Linked DNA regions of Homo sapiens: region 2 is linked to region 1. Evidence: chromatin contacts called from ENCODE Hi-C or POLR2A ChIA-PET data. All regions are on one chromosome and are shown on one strand. Each heading gives the region's core, a stretch centred on a gene start or an enhancer-like site at or near the end of the contact. The rest is flanking DNA. Distances are from core to core; before and after follow the strand shown.

What was found. Hi-C counts contacts between places; a loop is a spot of excess contacts on that map. ChIA-PET counts read pairs that join two places held with the same protein, here RNA polymerase II (POLR2A). Pooled maps may share reads with other maps.
Region 2: a loop to region 1 is called in a map of B cell, with 36 times the contacts of the local background. The contact joins two enhancer-like sites. A Hi-C loop is called at or near these places in 6 of 168 maps with a recorded cell type or tissue (B cell, CD8-positive, alpha-beta T cell, IMR-90 and 2 more), 5 of 37 single-sample maps with no recorded cell type and 21 of 50 pooled maps. POLR2A ChIA-PET finds 5 or more read pairs at or near these places in 1 of 52 experiments (MCF 10A).

Annotation. Positions count from the first base shown.
Region 1 is chr16:82,262,716-82,266,738 of GRCh38, reverse strand. No RefSeq gene overlaps it. Among named protein-coding and RNA genes, the nearest start is that of MPHOSPH6, 95 kb to the right of the region's middle. Within about 2 kb of position 2,723, at least 2 of the 41 ENCODE cell types and tissues checked have a DNase peak (open chromatin) inside an H3K27ac peak, as active enhancers do.
Region 2 is chr16:83,352,326-83,356,591 of GRCh38, reverse strand. All of the region lies in intron 6 of CDH13 (cadherin 13), which reads right to left. Among named protein-coding and RNA genes, the nearest start is that of CDH13-AS1, 45 kb to the left of the region's middle. Within about 2 kb of position 2,358, at least 4 of the 41 ENCODE cell types and tissues checked have a DNase peak (open chromatin) inside an H3K27ac peak, as active enhancers do.

The DNA of each region.
Region 1 (4,023 bases), core at 1,474-3,973:
TCAACCATCTGAATTGACACCCTCCTCTAGGCCAGGGTGCTCCAAAGTTAACCTGAAAAACTGGTCCAGGCAATGACGGCAAGTGGGGGTAGTGGGGATGGGGCAGGCCTCATGATGCCCTCCTCCCTTTTGGAATTCAGGAAAAACCGACCATTATTTAACATCAACATAGACCTTAAGTCTGATAAGAAACATTTACAATCTGTTCTCTCTGAAGCCTGCTACCTGGAGGCTTCATGTACATGAGAAAACTTTGCTCTCCACAACCTCTTATGTAACCCAGATATTCCTTTTCTATTGATAATAACTCTTCCAACCAATTGTCAATCTGGAAATTTTAAAATCTACCTATAACCTGGAACCCTCTCCTCCACCTCCACTTCAAGGTGTCCCACCCTTCTAGATCGAACCAATGTATATCTTAAATGTACTTGATTGATGTCTCACGTCTCCATAAAATGTATAAAACCAAGCTGTGTCCTGACCACCTTGGCCACATGTCAGCAGGACCTCCTGAGGCCGTGTCATGGGTGTGTCCTTAATCTTGGCAAAATAAACATTCTAAGTGGATTGAGACCTGTCTCAGATACTTTTGGGTTTGCACCTCTTTAGGTCACCCACAACAAAGCCCAGCAGCCTCTCTGGGGCATCACTAGGACCTGGTGGCCCAGTGATCTGAATCTGCATGTCTGAGCCTGGCTCAGTTTGTCTGAGACTGACAGAGATGAAGTTACTCATCTAAGTTTACACAACCTAGTAAGAAGAAAAGCCAAGATCTGAACCCAGGAATGCCTGACTCCCAAGCCCACGCTTGAATACTGAGAAAGAAAAGGAAAGAAGAACAGCATTCTCATGAGTTCTCAGTTTTTCTCAGCAGAATAAACCACACTGGTAAGTTAGGCTGAGCAAACGCCTAAGCATAAAAGGAAATGAAATTCTCAATCAGAAACAAAAAAGCAGAATTAAGTCTTATATCACAAAGAACTAGCCTGGAAAGAAAGAGGAAAGCCTCAAAATGAGATGGAGTATAAAACAACGTAAATGTTCTAAAACTCAAAAGATGTGTCGGCTAGGAAGGAAAAGCTAAAGACAGAAGATGCTGGAGGTCATTTGTGTGGGTTTACCTTTATCTTCATGGTAACTTCACTGCAATTCCTCTGTATCACTTGCTACAAGAAAAGGAACAGCAGACATTAAAAAGGCAAGAAAAAGGTTAAGTAGTATTTTCCTAGTGTGCATCCAAACATGATTAGGATCAGGCCTTTCCTAAAAACTAGAGTACCAAAATAAGATAAATAGTTTTTTTTTGTTATTTTGTTTTGTTGTTTTTATGGTTTTTTTTTTAACATATATTCAAACAAGAGGAAACAGGAGGATGCCAGAATTTGCAAAGCCAATCTAACCTGATGTAGCAGAAAAAAATCTTTGATTACACTAACTTGAGGTTAAACCTTAGAAGAACACATAATATAGGAAATGGGCAGTCCTAAAAGTAGCTGGAAAATGACAACATAAGTGATGTCGAAAGCTAAGGAATACTTCTTTCTGTGGGAGACCACGCTCAGGATCTAACCATTTTCCAAGCACAGAAGAGGCACTCTTTCTTGGGAACGCACCTTGTGGGGAATCACAGGGATTCCCTTCTTCTACCTCCCAACCCCCTAGAAGTCTCTGCCCTCAGATCCAGGCAGAGGAATCTGAAATGCTTACTTGGCTTCCCTCTTGGGACTTGCAGTCTCATTAAAAATGCAGAGAGAGCCTGGGAGGAAAGTAAAGCCCCATTAACTTGAAGGAGGACCATTGAAATTTCCCTGTGCACACAAGTCCTTGCCAGTGCGACCTTGGCCGTTTCCCGGCCTGGAAAAAAAAAAAAAAAAAAAAAAAAAAAGTGGCGACGGTCAAACTCTCTTTTCCATGGTTTGTTGTGAGAGCTCCAAGAACATGTGGAAACACATGGCACGTGGTAGATTCTCAATAGCACTAAGCTCTCCCTCCTGAAATAGAAAAGTGCGAGACACAGGGGAAGAAGTATAAGGGGGATAAGGGAGCAGAGGAGGGGAAAGGGTTGACTAGGGCTCCAGCTGCTCCTGCCCAAAAGGGAGCTACCAGGGAGCATCCTAAGTCAACTGTATTCCATGGCTGGAAGGTGGAGCCGGGAAAAAATGGGGAGCATAGAAGAGAAGTATCTTGATACCTCAACCCAATATAGTCATGTCTAGAAGGGAGACACTTTTCCCAGGGAATGTGTAGATGAGGTCAAGCTCCAATGAGAAGCTGTGAATTAACCATAATCTTCAGAGCCCAGAGCCTGGAGAGATGCTGATGGCACCCGGAAGTAGGAACTGAAGCTCTCCTACCCGTATTATCAGTAGAGCTTTTCCCTCTGTCAAATCAGAATCCTCTGGAGGGCTTGTTAAAGGACAGATTGCTAAACCCCAACCCAGCCTTTCTGATTCAGTAGATCTGGGGTGCAGGCCAAGAATGTGCATTTCTAACAAGTTCCCGTGTGATACTAGTTCTGCTGGTCCAGGGACCACACTTTTAAGAACCGCTGTGCTATACCTTTATTTAATATCCTTATGAGAGATCCTCAGCCTAAAGCTAACAGAGACTTTGAACAACTCCTCCTCCTATTGGCGCCCCTGCACTTGAGTTGAGACATTGTGCTAGCTGACGCCTGTGAGCCCTGCCAGCTCTGGTGTTCTGCGATTTTGCAAGGGTCTAACCAATTCAGTGCATTTACTGCTTAGCTCTGGGCTGGGAATGGGGAGAGAGCAGGCGTACAAGTGTGATTGAGCGACAAGGAGAATCTCCAAAAGACAGAAAGAGCAAATACTGCATTTTTTTCCTATTTCCCTAATTTTGTTCCATACTCTAAAGCACTCTCCTGACTTCAGCTAAGCTTGCCCTGGGATCCTGGGCTTGGCAGATATTTAAAATAAAGAATGAGCTGTTTGGCAAGGTAAAGTTTTCCTAAACGTCCTCCCCACCAAAGATTCTCAGCCCCTATGGCTGTGCTTCTGTGACTCAACAGTGACATCTGGTGGCCATGAAGGTGCATCCCAAGCCCTGATAACACCTGCTCGTGCTTCTGAAAACTACGGCACATACAGGGGATGCCCAAATTGCCGTAAATAAGCTCATTTATCAATCACATATAACATACCCCTACTATCTGCAAGCAAATTGTTCTCTTGGTTGAATGCGAAAAACATTAAAGTATCTGACTTCTATTTTAAATCTCTATTCATTGACCCATTTGAAAGGATACAATCCTTAGGAGGCTGACAACCCACTGTGGTTGATGCATCTTAACTAATATTCACATTTAAACTGTTTGGTTAAAGGAATGCGTCAAAGCATTTGGCAGTGGAAAAACAACACAGCCTAACTTTGCATGCAACAATTTGATCTAAGCAAATAAATAAGTTATTTTCATTTCCAGTTTAACGTAACAAGAATATTTCTACAAGATAATTTGCTTTCAAAAATTCTAGCTGTGAAGTTTAATAACAGAACATGAAGCTTCGTGTCATTTCATATTTATGCTCCAATCCCAGTTTTGACAGTTCCCATGGGCTCTGGACTGCTTGGCTAGAGATATTTTAGGCCATGTTTTCATAACAACAGGTAGAAAACGCAGCCCTAGAGCCAGGAAAAAATAAAGAGCCTTTAATAGGGTTTTAGACATGGGACTTGCTCACCTTTTTCTCCTCCTTGCTACCAGGCAAGTTTACAACTCAAAGAAATGGTCAAGTTTTCCCTTCCAGTCTCCTAAATATATGGTACTAGACGCCTGTTCCAAGCTCGCAGTGTCAGAAAAGTCCCTTCTCTCCCCGGATTGGCTAACAGCAATGGCAGCTAGCTGGTACTGATCAAGAGTTGATGCCATGCTGGGGGTTGTGCCCAAAGCATCATACGAAGCTGGCCAAATCTCCAGGGAATCACCAGGAAGGAAGAACTATGTGTATCTCATTTCACAGATGAGGTAATGGGGCCTAGCTGGTGAGGACCTTTGCACAT
Region 2 (4,266 bases), core at 1,109-3,608, 1.1 Mb before region 1:
AAATGGAAGCAGCAGCTCTAGACTGCGTTCTCAGAAGGGATGGGAGTCTTAGAGCAAGGGTGCTGCAGTAAAAGCTGCTTTATCAAGCTCCCTGCTGATTATCAATCTTTTCTGACATTTGTGGCCTGTCTTGACTGATGGATGGCTCAGCATGCTTTATGAATCTTCGAGTTGTTGAGCATCTCTCAAACTACCGCTAGGGGGAGAATCTGGCTTTATTTGAGGTTACCACCAGTAAGGATGGGCTGCGTGGAGTTACCTGGCAAGCTGGGCTACTATAAAATGACTAAGGAAGGTTGGTGGTTTTCTCTTTCTCTTTCTCATCTACACACACACACACACACACACACACACACACACACACACACACACACACACATGAAAATAAATAAACTCACTCATCTGTGTAAGAAAATGCTCTCTTACATTTAAGGTAGCAACTTTGGAATTACTTGCAACATCATCACGGGTGAAATAGTTAAAGGACAGTGGGTGTTGTGGATGGGGATGAAATGAAAAAGCACAAGAATTAGAGTCATACAGGTCTGAGTTTCGATCTGAGCTTCATCACCCACCAGCTGTGTGACCACGGCGGAGTCACCTAACCTCCCTGAGTGTCTGTTTCCTCAATTGTCAAACGTTTGTAAGGACTGCTTTAAAAGGTAGGTGTGGAACCTGGACCAGTATCCAGTACATAATAGTGCTAGAAAAATATACAGCTGATTACCACTGCTGTGTTACCCTGGGACAGGCATCATCTCCCTCCCTTAATCCTAGAGAGATGCTCCCCTGTGTAGCAGTTGAAAACTGACGTTCCCCTGTGTAACAGTGATGCTTTATTTACTGACTTCCTCTTTCGTCTGCAAGCTCTACAGAGTCAGCATCCATTCTGTTTCATGCATTCACCCCCTCCAACCCCATCCTCATTAAACAGCATACCTGGTATACGGCAGGTACTCTAAAGGTATTTGTTGAAAGAATGAATACATTTTCAATAAATACAACCATTTATTTAAAAATTGAATTAAAAAACAGTTTATCGGGATTCAGGCTTTCTGGCCTTTGGAGCCATTTGTTCATCCAGTGGAATTTATTGGGTGGATAATTTGTGCCTGGGACTCTGCTAAATGTTGGAAGTTGAAGGATGAAGAGAAAACCATTCAGTTCTCCTGGTCTTAACTGTGTTGCTGAGAAAGAGAACTGAAGGTAGATTCTGGTTTATACTTGCAGAAAATTTATAAACCTATTAAGGCTTACAGTATTATTGTAATTCCACATAGATGGCATCAGTTATAATAAGCTGGCATCATAAAATGACTCAATATTTAGAATTTTCCGATTTGTCACACACTTGCTGTAAAAATTTTATGTGATCTCTTCTCTCCATCTCCGTAGCTGCCATGGTTTTCTCATGCCTAGAACATTGAAATGCCTTGTTTCCCTATTTCTCTCTCCACAGAATAGCACAAGTCATTTTTCAGCAGTAAAATCATATCTATTTCCTCGCTTAAAACCACCCAAGGGCTTCCTACTAAGTTTAAAATGTAATCAAAATGTATGGAGTTCTAAGCCAGGGGTCTGCAAACTTTTTATTTGCAGAGGATCAGGTATTACATACTTTTGCCTCTGTGGAATATACAGTCTGTGTCCCCGCTACCCAATTCTACCAATATGGTGCGAAAGCAGCCATAGTCAATACATGAATGAAGGGGCACATGTGTATTCTAATAAAACTTTATTTAAAAAACAACAGGCAGAGAGACACATTTGGCCCATGGCCCATAGTTTGTTGACTCATGCTCAGAACGATCTTGCCCTTGCCCTTGCCCATCTCCCTGTCTCACCTGGTACTACCGTCCCTCAGGTCATTCCTGCCTCAGGTCTCTGCACTTCCTGGCCCCTGCGTCTGGAACATCCTTTCTCCATGCCTTTACTTGGTAGGCTCCTTTATTTCACTGGGCTCAGCTTCAACATCACCTCTTTAGAGAGGACTTTTCTTGACCTTATGTCAATAAAACAATGTACCTTGTTTTATTTTATCCGAAACTTAAATTATCTGGCTTATCCATTTCTGTTGGCACCTTTCTCCTCCCAGGAAGGTGGCAATGTCTTAAGAATAGAGTTCTAAATGGTCTTGGTCACTGCTATATCCCCAGCCCCTATAATATTATCTGACTCATAGAAACTGCCCGATAAATACTTGTTGAATGAATTTACTGAGGAAATGGTTATGAAGAATTGATTTGAAATAAGGGTTTCCCCGAAATTATAAATGTTTAATGACATTTGGATCTGCCACTCTGTTTTACTCAGCTGCAGTGCTAAAAATTGCTGGGCTATTCACAGTGGATCCTTTGGTATCAGGGATAGGATCCAACGGCGCTGGTGAGCACGTTCTGTGCTAGGACAACTCAAGGACTTTTTCACTTTTGCTTTGCAGCTGCTCAACCGTCACCAATTTTCATTTTCGCTAGAAATTCCTGTCAGGTTTATCTTTTCAAAAGACTGTAGAATGATCACTACATTTCTGAAGCTACAAATGCTCCTTTGCCCTGCTGCCACTTTAAACTATTATTTTAATTAAGTTACTCAATTAATTTTAATATTTTTACTTTTATTTTTAAATATTTGATGCCACAAATCCTTCCCTCTTCCAAATATAGAGTGATGGAAGGATGACTCCCGGCTTGGGCCTAAAATATCATATCCAAAAAATTAGTGGGCAGGGCTATTAAGCGTTTATTTTTACAAGGAAGTAATCAAAGTGAACCCAAGGGCCACATCTCCCCAGTTCACCCAGAATACAAAGGTCTAATGTGAATGATATGAGCATGGGTGATGGGCAGAGGAGAGGCAGATACATAGGCTAGTCCAGGAATAAGACTTCATGGTTAGAGAGGAGAGTGTTTCAGGAAACAATGGGGTGTCCATCTCTTGAGCTGATCTCCAGCCCCAGAGATGCATGTGTGAATTTAGGGGGAGAGAGAGCTATAAATAAAAATGAAAAGAGTTGTTTTCACAGTTATTCACATTAAAGAAGAAACATACAGTTCTGTTGGTTGGTTAGATACTCTTCTACCAGAATAAAGGGGTTCAGGCATTCTCTCCTGTCCCAGCAGATGCTTTGGTATCCAGCTCCCATGAGCCAGCAGCCAAGGGTCCTAACATGTGCAATGGTGCCCATCAGGGCGGGCCTGACATGTGCAATGGTGCCCATCAGGGTGGGGGCCTGGGATATGGAGGAGGGAAATCCCAATGGCTATGACAAGGGAGCCGACTGTCTTGGTTCTGAGCCGGTGTGAGATATCACCAGAGGACCTTCAGACATAGTTAGGAGCAACTTGGCAAAGATTCAGTTTCTTTTTTATTTGTATAGATTTAACAGTACAAGTGCAGTTTCGTTACACGGACATGTGGCAGAGTGCTGACGTCTTGGCTTTTAGTGTAACTATCACCTGAGTAACATATATTGTACTCATTAAGCAATTTCTCACACGTTACACCCTTGCCACGCTTCCACCCTTCTGAGTCTCCAAAGTCTATTATTCCACACTCTATGTCCATGTGTACACATGATTTAGCTCTGACTTATAAGTGAGAGCATGCAGTATTTGACTTTCTGAGTTATTTCACCAAAGATAATGGCATCCACATTGTTGCCAAAGCCATGATTTTATACTTTATTTATTTATTTATTTTTTTGAGACGGAGTCTCGCTCTATCGCCCAGGCTGGAGTGCAGTGTCACGATCTCGGTTCACTGTACACTCCGCCTCCCGGGTTCATGCCATTCTCCCACCTCAGCATCTTGAGTAGCTGGGACTACAGGTGCCTGCCACAGCACCTGGCTAATTTTTTGTATTTTTAGTAGAGACGGGGTTTCACCGTGTTAGCCAGGATGGTCTCGATCTCCTGACCTCGTGATCCACCTGCCTCACCCTCCCTAAGTGCTGGGATTATAGGCGTGAGCCACCGCACCCGGCTGATTTTATACTTTTATATGGCTGAATAGTATTCCATTGTGTGTGTGTATGTATGTATGGTGTGGTGATGAATATACGTAGTGATAACCATGAGTGCAGGTGTTTTTTTGATACAGTGGCTTCTTTTCCTTTGTGTAGACGCCCAGTAGTAGCAGGATTGCTGGATTAAATGGTAGTTCTATTCTAAGTTTTTTGAGAACTATCCATCCTCCTTTCCATACAGTTGTATTTGTTTACATTTCCACTAACAATGTATAAGCATTCGCTTTCCTCTTGAACGACTA